Regions from separate parts of the Homo sapiens genome. Here region 1 is linked to region 2. A link is an interaction called in ENCODE POLR2A ChIA-PET data of the cell type or tissue named here. Cell type or tissue: MCF 10A. All regions are shown on one strand. Each heading gives the region's core, and the rest is flanking DNA. Links, peaks and the distances in the headings are about the cores only. Region 1 overlaps CHUK (component of inhibitor of nuclear factor kappa B kinase complex). Region 2 overlaps ENTPD7 (ectonucleoside triphosphate diphosphohydrolase 7).

Evidence for each region. ChIA-PET counts read pairs that join two places held together with the same protein. Peaks named below come from ENCODE experiments on the same cell type or tissue, not always from the same donor. Only the 100,000 strongest peaks of a DNase experiment are listed, where the experiment ranks them.
Region 1: POLR2A ChIA-PET joins it to region 2 with 5 read pairs; 3 of 35 experiments call an interaction of 5 or more read pairs at or near these places.

The regions. Positions count from the first base shown.
Region 1 is chr10:100,196,197-100,205,130 of GRCh38, reverse strand. CHUK (component of inhibitor of nuclear factor kappa B kinase complex) reads left to right here. Exons shown (of 21, transcript NM_001278.5): 12 at 1-55; 13 at 474-625; 14 at 2,982-3,043; 15 at 4,351-4,460; 16 at 5,111-5,160. Among named protein-coding and RNA genes, the nearest start is that of ERLIN1, 15 kb to the right of the region's middle. In MCF 10A, for the core only: no CTCF peak of the experiment used is centred there; no DNase peak of the experiment used is centred there.
Region 2 is chr10:99,675,864-99,685,963 of GRCh38, reverse strand. ENTPD7 (ectonucleoside triphosphate diphosphohydrolase 7) reads right to left here. Exons shown (of 13, transcript NM_020354.5): 4 at 6,498-6,703; 5 at 6,089-6,239; 6 at 69-172. Among named protein-coding and RNA genes, the nearest start is that of ENTPD7, 21 kb to the right of the region's middle. In MCF 10A, for the core only: a CTCF peak has its summit at 3,007; DNase peaks (open chromatin) are centred at 2,993 and 4,223.

The sequences.
Region 1 (8,934 bases), core at 1-8,000, 520 kb before region 2:
TGTCTGGACTAAAAGAAGACTATAGCAGGCTCTTTCAGGGACAAAGGGCAGCAATGTAAGTGGATTCTGTTGTTTATAAGCACAATGCAATGTGCATCATATACTCAAGAATTAATCTTGCCGGTTTTCACTAATCAATATTGCATGTAATAGTAACATACTGGGCCAATTTGAAGTGTAATGTTCTGATAAACTTGTAGAATTCTTACTAATGGACTGAGACCATTCTATTGTAATGGCTTGAGGGTAATAATTCCCATACGGTCCTAGTATAAAAAGATTGTTTATCACAAAATATTATAGGCAGGAAGTCTTTAGAGATCAGATTCTAGAGCTCAGTTATTTCTCATAGATTGATAATAGAAACTTAGGCTTTGGCCTTGTGGCAGTTTATGTTTTTACATTATTGTTCAATGTTTCTGAATGCTGATAATATCTTTTTTCTTTTTCTTTTTTTTCTTGCTGTGGTTTAGGTTAAGTCTTCTTAGATATAATGCTAACTTAACAAAAATGAAGAACACTTTGATCTCAGCATCACAACAACTGAAAGCTAAATTGGAGTTTTTTCACAAAAGCATTCAGCTTGACTTGGAGAGATACAGCGAGCAGATGACGTATGGGATATGTAAGTGTCTGTGTAATGTATTTGAAAGGAGCATCTGGTTTCTTGAAGCCATCTGTTATTTTGCCTTCTTAACTCAGCCAGTTGTTTTACTTACCTTCACATTAGAACAAGAGACAGGACAACTTAAATTAACATAAACCATGTTTGTTTTGAATGTTACCTCTTTTTTTAAATTTGCTTAGTTGAGCAATTTAGCTTCACAATTGGGCTAAAATTATTTAGCTCTAAAAAAATACAGGTGCGATTTAATAATCTTGAATTTCAAACCTGATTTTAAAATAAATACAAAATCTGGACTTCTTAGCCAGTGCTGTGGACTGAATGTATCCCCCCCAAAATACATATGTTGAAATTCTGACCCTGAAGGTGAAGGTGTTGGTAGGTGGAGCCTTTGGGAAGTGATTAGGTCATGAGAGTAGAGCCTTCCTGTTTGGGATTAATGCTCTTACAAAAGAGACCTGAATGAGATCCCTCATCCCTTCTGCATGTGAGGACAGAGCAAGAAGATGGTCATCTAGGAACCAGAAAGCAGGCCCTCAAATCTGCCTTGTTCTTGGACTTCCCAGCCTCCAGAACTATAAGAAATAAATTTCTGTTGTTTTTATGGCACTTAGTCTATGGTATTTTGTTATAGTAGTCCAAATGGACTAAGACAACCAGGGGAGTCTTAAACTGCTTACTTTTCTGTAAATAATGACACAAATATTCTAAGGCTATGTTTTTTTCAAACCATCTACTGTGGAGTCCTACTATTTTTTAGTGTACACAGTCTCCAAATTTTCCATATTTGACTCCAAGCTTATCTCCTTCAGATGTACTAAGGAAGTGTAAAAAAACAGAGTTAAAATATGAGTAAATTGAAGGAGTCATACTACCAGCATTTCTGTTTTCTTTTATAAAACAAATCCTTTTTAGGAAACAAATACTTGTTTCCTAAAAACATATACTTGTCCTGAGCAAACTCTGTGTATCTCAGAGTAAACAATCAATAGTGTCCAGTTGGGTGAATGAATTTACTCTCCAGAACTGGTTTTATTAATATTATTGATATTTTATTTCTATTTATATATTATTGATATTTTATTTCTATTTGTATATTATTGACATTCTGGTGAGTGATAAAACATTATAATTATTTCATTAAAATATCTTAGACTTGTCAAAGGCTTATTATACAATTGTTAAAGAAAAATGAGGTAGATCTATATGTGCTTTTATTAAAAGATCACCTAAGTCTTTAGTTGACAGTTTTAAATTGTGGGAAAAAATAAAGAGTATACAGATGTTTTCACTTGTGAGGGAGCAGGCTATGTGTCTATGTAACAGATAATCATAGTAAGGTCCCTTGAGGTGGATGGTAGAGGGGTAGAAGAGAGAGTCTTTTCTGTTTATATCCTTTTATAGTATTTAATTTTTAAAAATCATATTCAAGTATTAAATTTCTTTTCTGGCCAGGTGGTGACTCACGCCTGTAATCCCAACACTTTGGGAGGCCAAAGCAGGTGGATCCCTTGAGCTCAGGAATTCAAGACTAACCTGGGCAACATGGGGTAGAACGCCATCTCTACAAAAAATGTAAAAATTAGCCGGGCATGGTGGTGCACACCTCAGCTATTCAGGAGGCTAAGGTGGGAGGATCGCTTGAGCCCTGGAGATAGAGGTTGCGGTGAGCTGAGATCATGCCACTGCACTCCAGCCTGGGTGACAGAGTGAGACTCTACCTCAAAAAAAAATTTTTTTTGTTGTTTTTTCCTTTATCCACCCATCTGCACACTGGTATAAATATATATATTTTTAAGAAAAAAGTCATCTGTATTCATTTCCTAAGGGTTCCATAACAAAATCCCATAAACTGAGTGGCTTAAGCAATGGAAACTTACTGTCTCACAGCCCTGGAGGCTAAAAGTCCAAAATTGAGGTGTTGGCAGGGCCATGTTTTCTCTGAAATCTGTAGAGAAGAATCTTTCCTTGTTTCTCTCTAGCTTCTTATGGTCTGCTAGCCATCATTGGCATTCCTTGGCTTACAGCTGCAGCACCTCAATCTGTCTCCATTGTCACAGAGCATTCTCCCCTGTGTATCTGTATCCTGTGTCTCTTCTAAGTACACTGGTCGTACTGGACTAAGGGCCCAGACCATTCCAGTATGAGTATTAATTTATCTGATTACTTCTGTAATGACCTTATTTCCAAATAGGTCACATTCTGAGGTATTAGGGGTTAGGAATTCCACATATCTTTTGGGGGACCACAATTCAACTCATAACACATCTTTGATGTTGATATGGCAAGGAGGCAGGCAGCCAGTAATTAAAGATATGGCTATTTCTGAGATAACCAATTTAGACTTTTCTTTTAGCTTCAGAAAAAATGCTAAAAGCATGGAAAGAAATGGAAGAAAAGGCCATCCACTATGCTGAGGTAAAATCATTGACGTCATTCTGTATACTTATTAATTCTTGATGTCTCCATTAGAAACTATCTTTGGTTTTGATATATAAAGAGCATTTTTCATGTCATTCCTGAAATTCAGACAAAATTCTAGTAGATGCTTTGTATATAAAGAGGGATGTATCATAGTGATTAAAAACAAGGGCTTTGGGAAAATTACCTAGTGCCTCACTGAGCTTCAGTTTCCTTTATTTATTTATTTTTTGAAACAGGGTCTCACTCTGTTGCCCAGGTTGGAGTGTAGTGGCATGATCAAAGCTCACTGCAGCCTCGACTTCCCAGGCTCAAGCAGTCCTCCCATCTTAGCCTCCTGTGTAGCTGGGACAAGAGGTGCACCACCATGCCTGGCTAACTTTTACATTTTTTGTAGAGACGGGGTCTCACTATGTTGTCCAGGCTTGTATCAAACTCCTGGGCTTAAGCAATCCTCCCACCTCAGCCTCCCATAGAGCTGGGATTATAGGCATGAGCCACCACATCCAGCTAGTTTCCATATTATAGGGACAATTTCTTTTCTAGTAGGGTTATGAAGATTAAATGGGAGTCAGTAATGGTAGTTGTCACTATTATTTTTGTGACTGGTTTAGATAGGATGGCTGCACATCCTGGTTTACCTGGGACTGTCCCAGTTTATACTTAATGTCTTGCCATAATTATCAGTAGTAGTCCCTTTCACTCTCAAAATTATGCCGGTTTGGACAATAAATTATATGGTGTCCCTAGGTATAGCTCATTCTCTAGGTGGCAGATTTTTTCCCCTTATCCTGTACATTTGTCCACGGTCCTAAGTTATTACACTCCTTAATGTCAGTACTTACCCTGAGGATGTGGGTGGGGATACCCATGGTGTCCTGGGGTGGGAAATCCAAGTTCTTTATCTTTTTGTGTCCCTATTCAAGGTAGTGGGGACCAGGGGGCAGTCAAAATCATAGAGCCAAGATACAAGTAATACCAATGGTTTTGGTGGTCCTTTTTCTTTCTTGTTAGTTGATACCTGTTGTAGCTTTTTGCTTCTCCGGAGGTAAAAGCAAATACTAGTAGTTTACTGTTGTCAGGAGAGAAAAGAGAGAAGACTAAGACTAAGTATGTTCTTATGTGAAAGATTAAGTGTCAGAATCTGAAGAATAGAAAGGCTTTAACAAAATCAGTGTTTCGTATTATATTATTTAGTTCTCTAATGAAGCAGCAAGTCATTCTGTATCCTTAAGATCTGAATTTTGTTTCCTATGATGTAGTGGTAAGCCTTTCATTTCCTTTGTATTTTCATCATATTTTAGGTTGGTGTCATTGGATACCTGGAGGATCAGATTATGTCTTTGCATGCTGAAATCATGGAGCTACAGAAGAGCCCCTATGGAAGACGTCAGGGAGACTTGATGGAATCTCTGTAAGGATGCACTTGTGTTGTTGGTCTTGACATCTGTAATATTTTGTATTCTTTCTGCTTACATCTGGCAAATTAAACCTCTAGTGGTTCTTTTCTATAGTTTTCCTTTCCCCAAATATATTGGCATTATATTTAAAATGGAAGCTTTTTCTCAGTCACAGGAAACTTCGGAAATAATTCTTTGGGTTGGCCTTTTTTGGTTTTTAATAAAAGCATTTATTTCATAGGAGTGTTAAGAATTTTCCAAGTATAACTAAGTTACAAACTATTTCCCTACTCATTATACCTCTGGTCCAAGGTATTGACTCTTAAATGCCCTAAAACTTGAAATTTTTTCTGAATTAAAGTTCTGGATTAAAAACTTCAGATATTTTCTCGAATTATAGGTCATAATTTTTGTCTTTTTAAGTGTCTGTGGTGCAGAGATGTCCCCATGATAGATCAGAATAGATATGAACTATATTAAACTTTGCATTTTAAGAACTTGTATAGTTCTTATTACTCAATACAATGCTCTGTGAAATACTTGTTGGCAATATGAACTTGCTTTAAAATGGGTTCATTATTCAAATAAAATATTGTTTCAAGTTGTAGATTATTGAAGTCATTAAATTACCTTCACTTATCAGAGCGTGTTTTCTCTTTTATAGGGAACAGCGTGCCATTGATCTATATAAGCAGTTAAAACACAGACCTTCAGGTAAGACACTTCTACCACAGTGCTTGAAGGCATTTTAGGTAACTATCACTAGCCTAACAAATGTGGGGGATCTAATATTTTTAAGTTAAAAATTTTCTTAAAGCTGCAGAATAAATTCCAGTTTTGGTATTGCCATTGAGACATGGTATAATAAGCTTTAAGATTGTGAGAATTTAGGAGATGATAAAGAGAAAGTAACAGAGAACGTGAGGTAGAAAAATTTTAGAAGGGGACGTGAAAAGAAAGAATGGAAGACAGAAAAAAGGAACTCAGAGAGGAAAAAGCAGCAAGAAAATGTTTAGAAAGATGGAAAAAATAAGTGTTGCTTAAGATTAGAGAGGTTGGGCCAGTTGTGGTGGCTCATGCCTGTAATCCCAGCACTTTGGGAGGCCAAGGTGGGTGGATCACCTGAGGTCAGGAGTTCAAAACCAGCTTGGCCAACATGGTGAAACCCCATCTCTACTAAAAATAGAAAAGTTAGCTGGGCATGTTGGCATGTGCCTGTAATCCCAGCTACTTGGGAGGATGAGGCAGGAGAATCGCTTGAACCTGGGAAGAGGAGGTTGCAGTGAGCCAAGATCACACCACTGCACTCCAGCCTGGGTGACAGAGCGAGATTCTGTCTCAAAACAAAACAAAAAAATATTATAGAGGTTGGAAAGAATTTGAGGCAGTGGGTTCAGGTATGGAATGGTTAGAGGGAAGGCCTGTGCTGTTCTAGGCCAAAGCAGATTGCTTTGAAAATAATGCCTTCATCTGCACTGGTCACTGATGACTTGTTTTGTTGGCAAAATAATTCCAGTTGAACATCTGCTAAATACTGAGCAAGGTCTGCTGGAAAGAGTACTGGATGGGGAATCAGAGGCTTGAATTCTAGATTGAGTAATTTACTGACCGTTACCTCAGGCAAATCTGCGTTTCCCATTTCCTTCTTCTGCAAAATGGGGTTGAAACCTAGCTTTCCTACTCAGTGAGTATATTGTGACAGTGTATTTAAGAGGATGTTTGTGAAAATGCTTTGAAAACTATAAACTATTATGTACTTGCAAGATATTATCATTTAGTTAAAAATTTGTTTTGAAGGGTAACAGAAGAAATAAAGTCTGTGCCCTAATGTGCATTATACTTAAATGCATGTTAAAAAAAGATATACTTTTACACTTTAAAATTTGTAGACACATAGCAACACATGCAAATTAATATACATGTGAAATTGTATTTCATATACTATTTTCACATTTAAAAAATAACATTATCTCCTCTTATACTGCTTTTATTTTACTGAAATGTATTCAGTTTAGTCTGACCAGCAGTTCTCAAAATGTGGCATATGGACCTGTGAGAATCCTTGAAACTTTGTCAGAGAGTCTGTGAGGTTAGAACCATTTTCATAATAAGATGTTATTTGCATTTTTCACCATGTTGACATTTTCATTGATGGTGCAACATAAAATGGCTTTCACCTTAGTATGAATCAAGGCACTAGCGCCAAACTATGCTAGTAGCCGTTATATTTTTTACCACCATGCAGTCACAGTTTTTAAAAAATGACAGTTTCACTTACAAATGTCCTTGATAAAGCAGTAAAAATATTATTTTATTTAAATCTCAACGCTTGAGTATGGGTTTTTAATATTTTGTGTGATGAAATGGGAAGTACTCATAAAGTGTTTCTTCTATACAGTGAAGTATGATGGTTGTCTTAAGGAAAACCACTTCAGTAATTGTTTACGTTGCTAGTTGTCTGGCCTCTTTCAGGGAAGATACCATTTTTACTTGGAAGAGCAACTGTCAGGCAAACTATGATTATTCAGATTTGCATACGTGAGATAATTTCTAAGAAATTAAATGAAAATAAAAAGTATAGCACACTTATTACTTTAAGGGAAAAAAGCAGTATTTGTTGTCAATGATAAAATTCCATGTTTCAAGCAAAAAGAATTTTAGAAAACTTGTATTTACCAGCTGGAATGACAGCTTCTCAGTACTTAAAAACTTTTCTGATGAGATTAGTGGTGATATCAGAAAGGTTTGCAAAAATGTAAAACAGTGCAAGTGTTCTCACTCAAATTTTTTTGTTTTAGAAAATATCGTTTTTTGGTTTTTGTTTTTAGAGGTGGGCTCTTGCTATGTTGACCAGGCTGGCCTTGGACTCCCTGGGTTCAAGTGATCCTTCCACTTCAGGCTTCCAAGTATCTCAAGTAGCAGTAACCAGTGAAAGGAGGTGGCTCTCGTAGATATGAGTATACTGTGTAGACACATGTATGTATAGCACTTAGCATGTCTGAGGAAATGCAGTATGACTGGAGTGTAGAGTTTCAGGAGAGAGAAAACCTAAATATAGGAGAGAGAGAAAACGTAAATATAGGTTTTTTTGTTTGTTTTTAATAAAAACATGTTAATGGGCAATAGGTTTGTTATTTTTAAATGAATTAAGACACGAGTATTTTTAAATTTCTGTTTAATTCCTGAAAAACCCTTTGGGGTTCTCAAGAATTTTCTAGTGTAAAGGGGTCCTGAGACCAAAAAGTTTGAGAACTGCTTATCTAGACTATTCTCAGAAGCTTGGCTGCTCAGGAAAGAAGAGAGGTGGGTGAGTAGCTAAAAGTTGATGTAGAGTCAAGGGAGGTCACTTCTCAGAAGGAAGACTTAAACATGAGGTGCCACATGATGATGTTTTGGTTAACAACAAATTGTGTATACTATGGTAGTCCCATAAGATTATACTACTGTATTTTTACTATGTATTTTCTATGTTTACATGCACAAATACTTACCATTGTGTTACAGTTGCCTACAGTATTCAGTACAGTCACTTGCTGAACAGGTATGTAGCCTATTGTCAAAAGGCTATACCATACAGCTTAAGTGTATAGCAGGCTGTACCATCAGGGTTTGTATAAGTATTCACACAGTGACGAAAGTGCCCAATGATGCACTTCTCAGAACATATGCTCAGGGCCAAAAAAGCCTGTGGAGAGGGAGGTCCCTGAACAAGTTGAGAGATTGGCTCCAAAGAACAGTAGGAGGGATTAGCCTTGATACTATTGATATTGGAAAGAGAATGAGTGTGGATACAGATACTTTTTTGGGAGTAGAGGTTGGAAGATCAGGGTCTTACTGCCTTATGGCCTCTTATCCTGCAGTGGTAAGTGAGGTTAACTGAAATGGAAGAGGTGACGACCTCATAGATTTGAATAGAGTGCTAAAGACTTCTAAAAGCCACTGTGTGCAGTGGAAGATGTTGTTGACCCAAAACATTCATTAAGAATCCAGGCCAGGTGGCTCATACCTGTGATACTAGCGCTTTGGGAGGCTGAGACAGGAGGATCGTTTGAGGCCAACAGTTTGAGACCAGTCTGGGCAACATAGTGAGACCCTGTCTCTACAAAAAAATAAATCAATAAAATTTTTAAAAAGCTGGGTGTGGTAGTGTATGCCTGTAGTCCCAGCTACTCAGGAGGCTGAAGTAGCAGGATCGCTTGAGGCCCAGGAGGTCGAGGCTGCAGTGAGCCAAGATTACACTACTGCACTTCAGCCTGGGTTGACAGAGCAAGACTTTCTTAAAAAAAAAAAAAAAAAAAACCCAGAGCAGAAATGAAAAACCTGTGAATTAGCAGTGACAAATAGTGAACAGTAATATTAATTTTTTGTTGATAATTTAGTAGCTTGGATACAGGAACTGATAGAGCAGATGGTTGGATTAATCCAAGGTTAGGATTTTGCTGATGGAATAAGAGGATAAAAAGGTTGAAGATGTTAACAAATAGTGAT
Region 2 (10,100 bases), core at 1,208-9,207:
ACCCGTTAGAGAGGCTGTGCCATGGTTGGCTTAGAGGTTAACCAGCTGCACCCCTTAAGGCCCAGTACCTTCCTGCTTCCCAGAGATCACTTCTGCTTGAGACTGTGAAAAGAGGAAGTCAAACTCCAGTGGTAAATCTTTCACTAGGTCAGCCAAGATAGCCAACTGCTTCCTGCAAGAAAGAACAAAAAATCCCAAAGTTAGTCACTAAACTCTCTTCTCATAAACTGCCTCAACTTGTCCTTCTACTTAGCCTTGTCATGACCTCACTGTTCACCTACCTCATCTACTTGTCCAGCCCTGCTTCTTTTTGGTACCGCCTTTGATTTTAAAAGTTTAAACTGCCTCCAGGTATAGCCTCCTACCTAAAAGGCAACATGGTAATAGTAATACTTTCCCCTTATATGATGTTATTATTCAAAGAGTGTTAAAAGATGAGGCTATGAGACTACGGTTCTATGACTCTCACAGGCTGAGTACAAACAAGCCACAGGAAACTGCAGCCAAGTTGCATAAACTATAAAATTGATGTAATTACATTATTCCTCACTACTGTAAAACAAAGATGTTAAATTAAGGAACACAATCTCATCCTCAAATCTTACACAACATAGAAACAATGCTTCACATTACCACACAAGATGTACTGTTGGTTCCACAAGTTTTAATGTAATCCTTTACATAAGCTAACAATTAACTTTTTTTTGAGACGGAGTTTCACTCTTGTTGCCCAGGCTGGAGTGCAATGGCATGATCTCGGCTCACTGCAACCTCTGCCTCCCAGGTTCAAGTGATTCTCCTGCCTCAGCCTCCCAAGTAGCTGGGATTACAGGCATGGATCACCACACCCGGCTAATTTTGTATTTTTAGTAGAGACGGGGTTGCACCATGTTAGTCAGGCTGGTCTCGAACTCCTGACCTCAGGTGATTCACCTGCCTCGGCCTCCCAAAGTGCTGGGATTACAGGTGTGAGTCACCTTGCCCAGCCACAATTAACTTTTTAATCTCCTTTTCCATATTTCAAGGGTTGATTTTTTTTTCATTGTGAAAATCTTACCATTTGAAAACCCTAGATCAGGATCAAAATCCAGAGGACATAACAACATTTCCAATTTGGGGAAAACACTTGAAACTTTGTATCTATAGGGTTGTCTTTCCTCTAACATTTTAAGCATGTAATCAATATTATCAAGCAAAGGAAAGCAAAGAAACAAAGCTAGAAGTAATAATATGCATCTAGAGAAAATGTTAGTTAAAATAAGACAAGTTATCTTGGATTAAAAAATATTCAATACAAAAATATTCTGCTGGCTCAGACAGTTGTCAGTACTACTTGATGAAGAATGTTGTTAGCACTTCAAAGTGAAGATCTATATTTGAAGTAATAATCTTCCAGTATAATGTCAAGTATAGTTTCTTAAAAAAAGTTCATTGTTATACATATTAAATTCTTGCAATAAGAATTTCAAATGGGGACCAAGAAGGGGTATTCTTCTGTCCCTATTGGATATGCTTCTAAACTCCTCAAAGAGAGGGTTCGTTGGTTTTGGCAATGATATGGAAGAATGGGCAACAACATATGTTGCTGTTAGTTATGCAAATTACTAGTACAGGCTGGGTGCAGTGGCTCATGCCTATAATCCCAGCACTTTGGGAGGGTGAGGCACATGGATAACCTGAGGTCAGGAGTTTGAGACCAGTCTGGCCAATATGGTGAAACCCCATCTCTACCAAAAATACAAAAATTAGCCAGGCATGGTGACAGACACCTGTAATCCCACTCGGGAGGCTGAGGCAGGAGAATCGCTTGAACCCGGGAGGTGGAGGTTGCAGTGAGCCGAGATCATGCCACTGCACTCCAGCCTGGGCGATAGAGGGAGACTCCATCTCCAATAAATAAATAAATAAATTACTAGTACAACCTTTCTAAAGGGCAATCCAGGACCATGCTTCAAAATGTTTCAATGTGTTTAACCTTTGATCCAGCTGTTATACTTTTAGAAATTAATTCCAAGGAAATCATCAAACAATAAAATAAAGAAGAGAAATACTGCAGCATTATTTATAACAATGAAAATTATTTATAACAATGAAAAACTGGAAATACCATACCATAGGGATTGGTTAAATAACTTATGGCACAGCCATGCAATGTAATACTATACAGATGTTAAAAGAAATGAAGTCTACTTATATCTACATGTATAGACATGAAAAGATAAGAGATGTCCAATACATTTTACAAAACAGTATGTATAATGTGATTCCATTTATGCTAAAAAAACAAAAACCCAAATCATTCTTCATGTATACATAGTGACAGGATAAAGCTTTCATCTTCTAAAATTCAATATTGTTTATTTATTTAAAATGCTTTTAAAATGGCGAAATGTTGATAATTGTTAAAGCTGGGTAGTGGGTAAATGGGGATTTACTGCACTGTTCTCTTTACTTTTATACACAAGTGAAATTTCCTAAAATAAAAATTATTATTTTATTAAACACCACCTTGTATTATGGTGTAATTTTTAAGGGATTTTTTTTAACTGCAAAATAAAAGGGAGGTAGAAAAAATTCTGTTAGTCCAGGCCTTTGGCAAAGAAATAAAACCAAATGCTAATAAATTCAAAATATAGTCTAAATGGTTCAACCCTATTTTGAATCTGCTTACAAATGCTAATAAATTAGCAAACCTTTAATCATACAAAACAGGTTCTTATACTGATAGTCACATTTATGCCAACAACTCGCTTGGACTTAGAGGCAGCAATGATTTTATAAGCCTAGAACAGATGTATGCATTATTTAGAGAGGTGACCAGAAAACAAGTTGAAAGAGAAAAAAAAAAGGCAAATTTCTTTAAAAATTCTTTAGATACAATAAATATTAATATTCAGAGTTTCCACATTGACAACTAACATCTTAGACAAAAAGGGTGGAGCTACACAGTGGGTTTTGTTTGGATGGAAACTTCTTTGACAGAGGTAATACCGAACAGTGCCAGGAGGTGAGGCAACAATCTCCTTTCCTCCAAACACACTAAAGGTAGCCAAACTACCAAGTGGGTTCCTCTGCCCAGCTCAGCTGGTCAATTCTGCCTTTTTAACCTCCAGGTCAGCTTTTTCTCTGGCCTCCCTCCCCTTTCCTTGGCCTTTTATAGACTTTGTGATGTGGCACCTGCTCTTGTGTCATCTATATTCTTCCCAGGGTTTCTAAAATTTTTGAACAATATGAATATCACCTATGTCAAATAAAAATTCTTAATTGCATGCACAGTATGATTGCAACTTTGTGGAAATTACATATATGTGAACAGAAAGGAGGGAATACAACAAAACGAAACAGTTTTGATAGGGTAGCAGGGTTGTAAGTTGTATTGTATTGTTTTGTTCATTTTTAAGATTTCCCTTAAGGAGTTAAGGCTGCAGTTACAATATTTAAAGTTTGGTTTTAAAGATAAGTAAAAACAAAACAAAAAATTTTTTAAAGACTGAAATGTATGGGGCAATAAGGAACTAAAAAACCTCTCATGTTGACAAATGGCTATATAAATAATCTGCTTCTCAACAGTAAACCAGTCAGTAAACCAGTAACTGTGAAAAAAAGTCCACTGAAAGAAGCATTGCTGCTATATGTTATGTTGTCTACATGTCTGACATAAGCCTTGGAGCCCTACATGTATGGCTGAGGTTTTTGTTGTTTGCTGTTGATTTAAGGAAAGAAAGCCAACTATAAAATTTAAACGTTGTAAAAAAAAAAAAAAACTGCTGTTGACCAAAGGAAAATATTTAAGCTAATAAGGAAATACCTGATGCCTATGAGACCATGAACATTCCAGGAGGATGAATTCTAAAGTTAAGGTTGGCAATGGTCTCATTGATATGACACCAAAAGGCACAGGCAACCAAAAATAAACAAGTAAGACTATATCAAACTAAAAATTTCTGTACAGTAAAGGAAAAAATTAACAGAGTAAAAAGGCAAGCTACAGAATGGGAAAAAATATTTGCGAACTATACCTTGGTAAGGGGTTTATCTTTAAAATATTTTAGAAACTCCTACAACTCAACAGCAAAAATCCTATTAACCCAATGTAAAAATGGGCTAAAGACTTGAATAGACATTTCTCCATTCACAGAAATGGCCAACAGGCATATGAAAAGTTGCTCAACATCCCTAGTCATCAGGGAAATGCAAATCAAAACCCCGATGACATATCACCTCACACTTGTCAGGATGGCTGTTATCCAAAAAACAAAAGACAACAAGTGTTGGCAGGGCTGTGGAGAAATTGGAAACTCTGCATACTGCTGGTGGGAATATAAAATGGTGCAGCAGCTCTGCAAAACAGTATGGAGGTTCCTCAAAAAATTAAAAATATAGGCCGGGTACGGTGGCTCACGCCTGTAATTCAGCACTTTGGGAGGCCAAGACGTGCAGACTGCTTGAGCCCAGGACTTCAAGAACAGCCTGAGCAACATGGCAAGACCCCATCTCTACAAAAAAAAATACAAAAAATTAGCCAGGCATGGTGGCACATGCCTGTGGTCCCAGATACTTGGGAGGCTGAGGTGGGAGAATCACCTGAGCCTGTGAGGTGGAAGTTGCAGTGAGCCGAGATCATGCCATTGCACTCCAGCTTGGGCAACAGAGCGAGACCCTGTCTCAGTAAATAAATAAATAAATAAATAAATAATCAAACTGTCATATGATCCAGCAATCCTACTTCTGGCTAATTATTCCAAAGATTTAAAATCAGGATCTCAAAGAGATATGAGCCCTCCCATGTTCACTGAAGCATTATTTACAATAACCAAGATGTGGAAACAACCTAAATGTTCACTGACAGATGAATATGTAAAGAAAACATGGTACATACACACAGTGGAATACTATTTAGACTTTTTTAAATAAAAAAGGGCATTCTGCAATATGTGACAAGGTGGATGAACACTAACGACAATATGCTAAGGGAAATAAATAGGCACAAAATTTCAGTTAAGCAAGATGAATAAGCACTGAAGATCCACTGTACAACACTGTACACACAGTCAACAATAACGTATTGTATACTTAAAAATTTGTTGGGCCAGACATGGTAGCTGACGCTTGAAATCCCAGCGCTCTGGGAGGCTGAGGCAAGCGGATCACTTGAGCCCAGGAGTTCTAAACCAGCCTGGGCAACATGGTGAAACCTGGCTCCACAAAAATTAGCTGGGTGTGATGGTGCCCACCTGTAGTCCCAGCTACTTAGGAGGCTGAGGTGGGAGGATCACTTGGGCCTGGGGGGCAGAGGTTGAAGTGAGCTGTGATCACACCACTGCCCTCCAGCCTGGGCAACAGAGCAGACCCTGTCTCTAAAAAAAAAGAAAAAAATCTGGTTAGAGGGTAGCTCTCATGTTGTATGCTTACCACAATAAAATAAAAATCATTAAAAAAAAAGTCAGGGAGCTCATTCTTCCCCCGGCCTACGTAAGTATGGACGGATCAAGGTGGTACCAAAGGAGAGAAATCACAAACAAGGAGTCTGGCCTAAATACAGCCTTCTCTTCCTCTTCCTCTAATGCAGGAAGAGGGATCAGGTGGCAAGGTGTCAGGCTGAATTGCAAAGGTCAAGTGGAAATGATGTGACTGGCTGGGGCTGAGAAAACAGGCCTAAGGCAATGGAGACTGAGCTTTGCAGTAGCAGCAAGAAGAGGGACTCCCCCAGTTATTGCCAGGGTTCTAGGCAGAGTTACAGAAAAGGTAGTGTTCCTACCAGAGCTCTCTGACTAGTCCCTAAGTATCCAGGTCATCAGGTGACCCTCTTCCTAATTTATTCTGTAATTATGTTCTCTATGTGCCCGATGATCCAAATCTATTACCATCACCACTACTCCCAACCCTCAATCCAAACTAAGAATCACTATAGTCATCCCAGATAGATACTGATCCCAAAGCAGCAAATGACAAGAAGTTGGGAATGAATGATTGTGTCATAATTGGGTTTAGGGGTATAGACCAGGGAACCACAGAGGACAGTGCATGAAACTGGCCTTTCATCTCTTGTGCCACCGTTTTCCTGTGTTTCCTGTACCCTGCATCTCACCTCTCAGGGAGAAGCCTCATGCCTGCTGTGCAGAGGATGTAAAGAGGGGTCTCCTTGTGCTTCTTCACAGGCACATGAGCAGCAGCAAAGCTCAGCAGAGGACGAAGGTAATCACTGGCATGTTCTGGAGTGTCTGCCATTGCAGAGATTCCTTAAGTTAAAACAAACAAACAGACAAAACTTTCTTTAAAAAGCGGCTCACATAAGACTCAGGAAACTGATACCCTATAAAGTTCTCCTCAAGGTCCTAAACATTTATTTATTTGAGAGGTAGGGGGTGACAATGAAAGAGATATCCCTCCCATTACCCAGACTCTCAAGAAGAAAGGGGTAGCTTGCTTTCTGCTTCTTTTGTCTCCTCTTTCATGCCTTAAAAGAGACTGACAACAAAATATATTCTGATTAGTACCTGGCTTGATTTTTTTAACCACTGGTTGGCTGTTGCGGTCTCTCATCTGTTTGATGTCCAGCAAGTCATGGGGGTTCCCATTATGTCTTGGCCAGAAATAAACAAAAATCCGGGAACCACTGCTGCCACAGTCAACAACAAGTCCATAATTCAGATTTGGGTCTTCAGTGTCAGTAGCTTCAAGCTCCCCTACTCGAGCCAAATACCTAAGTCAGGCAAAAAGAGAAATCAGTGCTAAGCAGTCAGGTCCATGAAAGGCGCCCTCACTTACTTCATTTGTTCATGAATCTTCATTAAGTGCCTACATGTGCTAAGCACATGGGACTACCAGTCCTAACCAATGAGTGAAGCAATATTGACAGATTTACTGATGTGCTTGAGACAATAGCTGGTTCACTTGCCTAGAAGCCACTGAAATTAGATGACTAAAAGATGTCCCCACGTGTGGGGGCAGCTCTGAAACTGGCTAAGGTAGCAATCTTTTTTCAAGCATTAGAGCTTGTAGCCCTGAATAAATAATTGGTTTTTTGTTATATGCTATTAAGTTTTGGGGTAGCTTGTTAACGCACACTAGATAACTGAGACAATCTTAATCACTTCTTTTCTATCTTTCTGTATAGATGCATCCAGAATATTGTGGAATGATTTCTCATTTAATGAGTTTCTGGGAGGTGATTTTTTTTTTTTTTTGAGACGGAGTCTTATTCTGTCACCCAGACTGGAGCGCAGTGGCACGATCTCAGCTCACTGCAACCTCTGCCTCCCAAATTCAACCAATTCTCCTGCCTCAGCCTCCCAAAGTGCTGGGATTACAGGCATGAGCCACTGCACCTCGCCTGGGTGGTGATATTTTTGATTGGGCTTTTTGGTTTTGCTTTTTGTTTTGTATTTATATTGCTAGAATTGCATTAAAAATGTAATTCATAAAAACAATAATTATTCTTTTCTACAATATTTTATATATATACATATATCTTTTTTTTTCTTTTTTCTTTTTTTGAGATGGAGTCTCGCTCTGTCTCCTAGGCTAGAGTGCAGTGGCATGATCTCAGCTCACTGCACGCTTCGCCTCCCAGGTTCATGCCATTCTCCTGCCTCAGCCTCCCAAGTAGCTGGGACTACAGGCACCCGCCACCACGCCTGGCTAATTTTTTGTATTTTTAGTAGAGACGGGGTTTCACCGTGTTAGCCAGGATGGTCTCGATCTCCTGACCTCGTGATCCGCCTGCCTCAGCCTCCCAAAGTGCTGGGATTACAGACGTGAGCCACCGCGCCTGGCCTAAATATTTTATAAACATAAAAAGAATGATAATAAAATATGTATAGGGTATAAAGAATAACAATAAAACAAATGCCTGTGTACCTACCACCAAGTTTAAAAAATAAATTATATTTTTAAAAAATAATAATAATAATTCTTGGCCCCTAGGACATTAGTATTTTGTGTTGGAATTTTTTCAGATTCTCATTCCAAGATATCTGGCTGGCTGACATCAGGAAGATGAAACAAGTAAAGGTGTTCCATGAAACATAGCAAGGTTTGAATCTCAGCTCTATTGCTTTCTATGCTGTGTGACCTTAGGCAAGTTAATAAACTTCTCTCAGACTGTTTCCTCATCTGTAAAACAAGGAGAGTGAAGGGTATCTACACTCACAGAGATCATACACATAGCAGAACTGTGCTGCCGCTGTTAACAGAATAATCATTGGGAAAGTAAATAGTAGAAGACTCTGAGGAAAAAGGCTTAAAAGTTCAGAAAATAAAGAAGACTAAGAGTTGATTAAAATACTTCTGAGCACTTGGCTGGGCGCAGTGGCTCACGCCTGTTATGCCAGCACTTTGGGAGGCTGAGGTGGGCAGATCACCTGAGATCAGGAATTCGAGACCAGCCTGGCCAACATGGTGAAACCCCATTTCTACTAAAAATACAAAAATTAGCCAGGCATGGTGGTGGGAGCCTGTAATCCCAGCTACTCAGGAGGCTGAGGCAGGAGAATCGCTTGAACCTGGGAGGCGGAGGTTTCGGTGAGCTGAGATCGTGCCACTGCACTCTAGCCTGGGTGACAGAGCGAGACTCCATCTCAAAAAAAAAAAAAAAAAAAAAAAGCTATCTGCCCTGCTCATCCAACATTGTCTTTAAAGCCAACTCCTAGATCTCCAAGGCTCTTACACAGAACCCCTCAGAACCAGCTTTTGTGATGTCTGAAGCTAACAGAATTTGGAAAGCCTTCTTTTAAAAACAAGATTCAGCATTACAAATAGAAAAAAAGCCCATGTAAGTGAGGGGCTTTAAGGTATAGGGATCATTAGCTTCACAATAAAACCACCCCCAATCAGAACAACAAACCACGCATCACGCTCCTGAAACCAATCTAGCCAGTGTTTATTGGTGATTTCACATCGTTAGACAAAACCACACTATTCCTTATTTGGGCAGAAAAGCAAACTTGATAAAAAGAAGTGCATGTAGAAATAATTCTGAAATAAAAAAGTAGAGTACCTTTCCTATATTACAATGCAAAATGCATTTTTTTAAAAAAGAGAACAGGGAACTGAGCTTCAATATAATGTAAATTATTACTGAGAGTAGGGGTAGGTAGAACTTTTTTTCTGGATCTGAAATGGTAGTGAGTTGAGGGAAATGAAGCAGATGGTAAAAATCTGTTACATAACAGAAAGTTTCTAATGCTAAAGATTCCATTTCACCACATATCTTCCCATAAATCAAATCACTGGGCTGAACTGGGCTAGAATCCACCAATCAACTAGCAACAGCTCACTTCTATCATATGAGAGCTGGGCAAAAGTCTGGGTTCAAGTCACAGAACTCTTGCAAATACTGACCTCACAAAAGGCCAAAGATAAAAAAGAAATAGGCAAGATAATCCACCCCCATTCCAAAGTGACTTTTCATTTCCAATCATAGCAATCTTTCTATTTCACATGCTTCACAGAATCTTCCTGCTTCCCTTCTCTGAAAACCACCCACTCTGCTTGTCTCTTGCAAGATTCTGGATCCCATCCCCTTCTGCATAATGAATAACTTTTCTCTAGTGCGCTGGTTCTCAAATTTGGGGGCCTTAGGACTCCTTTATAATCTTAAAACTTATTGAACCCCAAAGAGCTTTCATAGACATAGGTTGTATCTATCTATATTTACTATATTAGAAAATAAAACATAAAAATGTTAAGTATTTCATTTAAATAAAATAAACTCATTACATATAAATATATTTTTATAAAAATAAGCATATCTCCTAAAACAAAAAAATAGAAGAGTGGCATTGTTTTATAATTTTGCAAATATCTTTAGTAGCCAAACTAACAGAAGACCCTAGATTCTCGCATTTACTTCCGTATTCAATCTGTTACAATATATCAAAACAATACTGAAAAATTTCAATTTTCAATTTTCACACAAATTGAAGCATTTGTGTGAAAATCTAGCCTCACACAGACACACTGTTGGAAACAGGAGGAGTATTAAACAGCCCTTTCAGATCATTCTGAATACTCTTCTTTGATACTATACTAAAACTCAACAAGTAGCGTTTCTTAAAGATTAGTCACGATTGGGCGCAGTGGCTCATGCCTGTAATCGC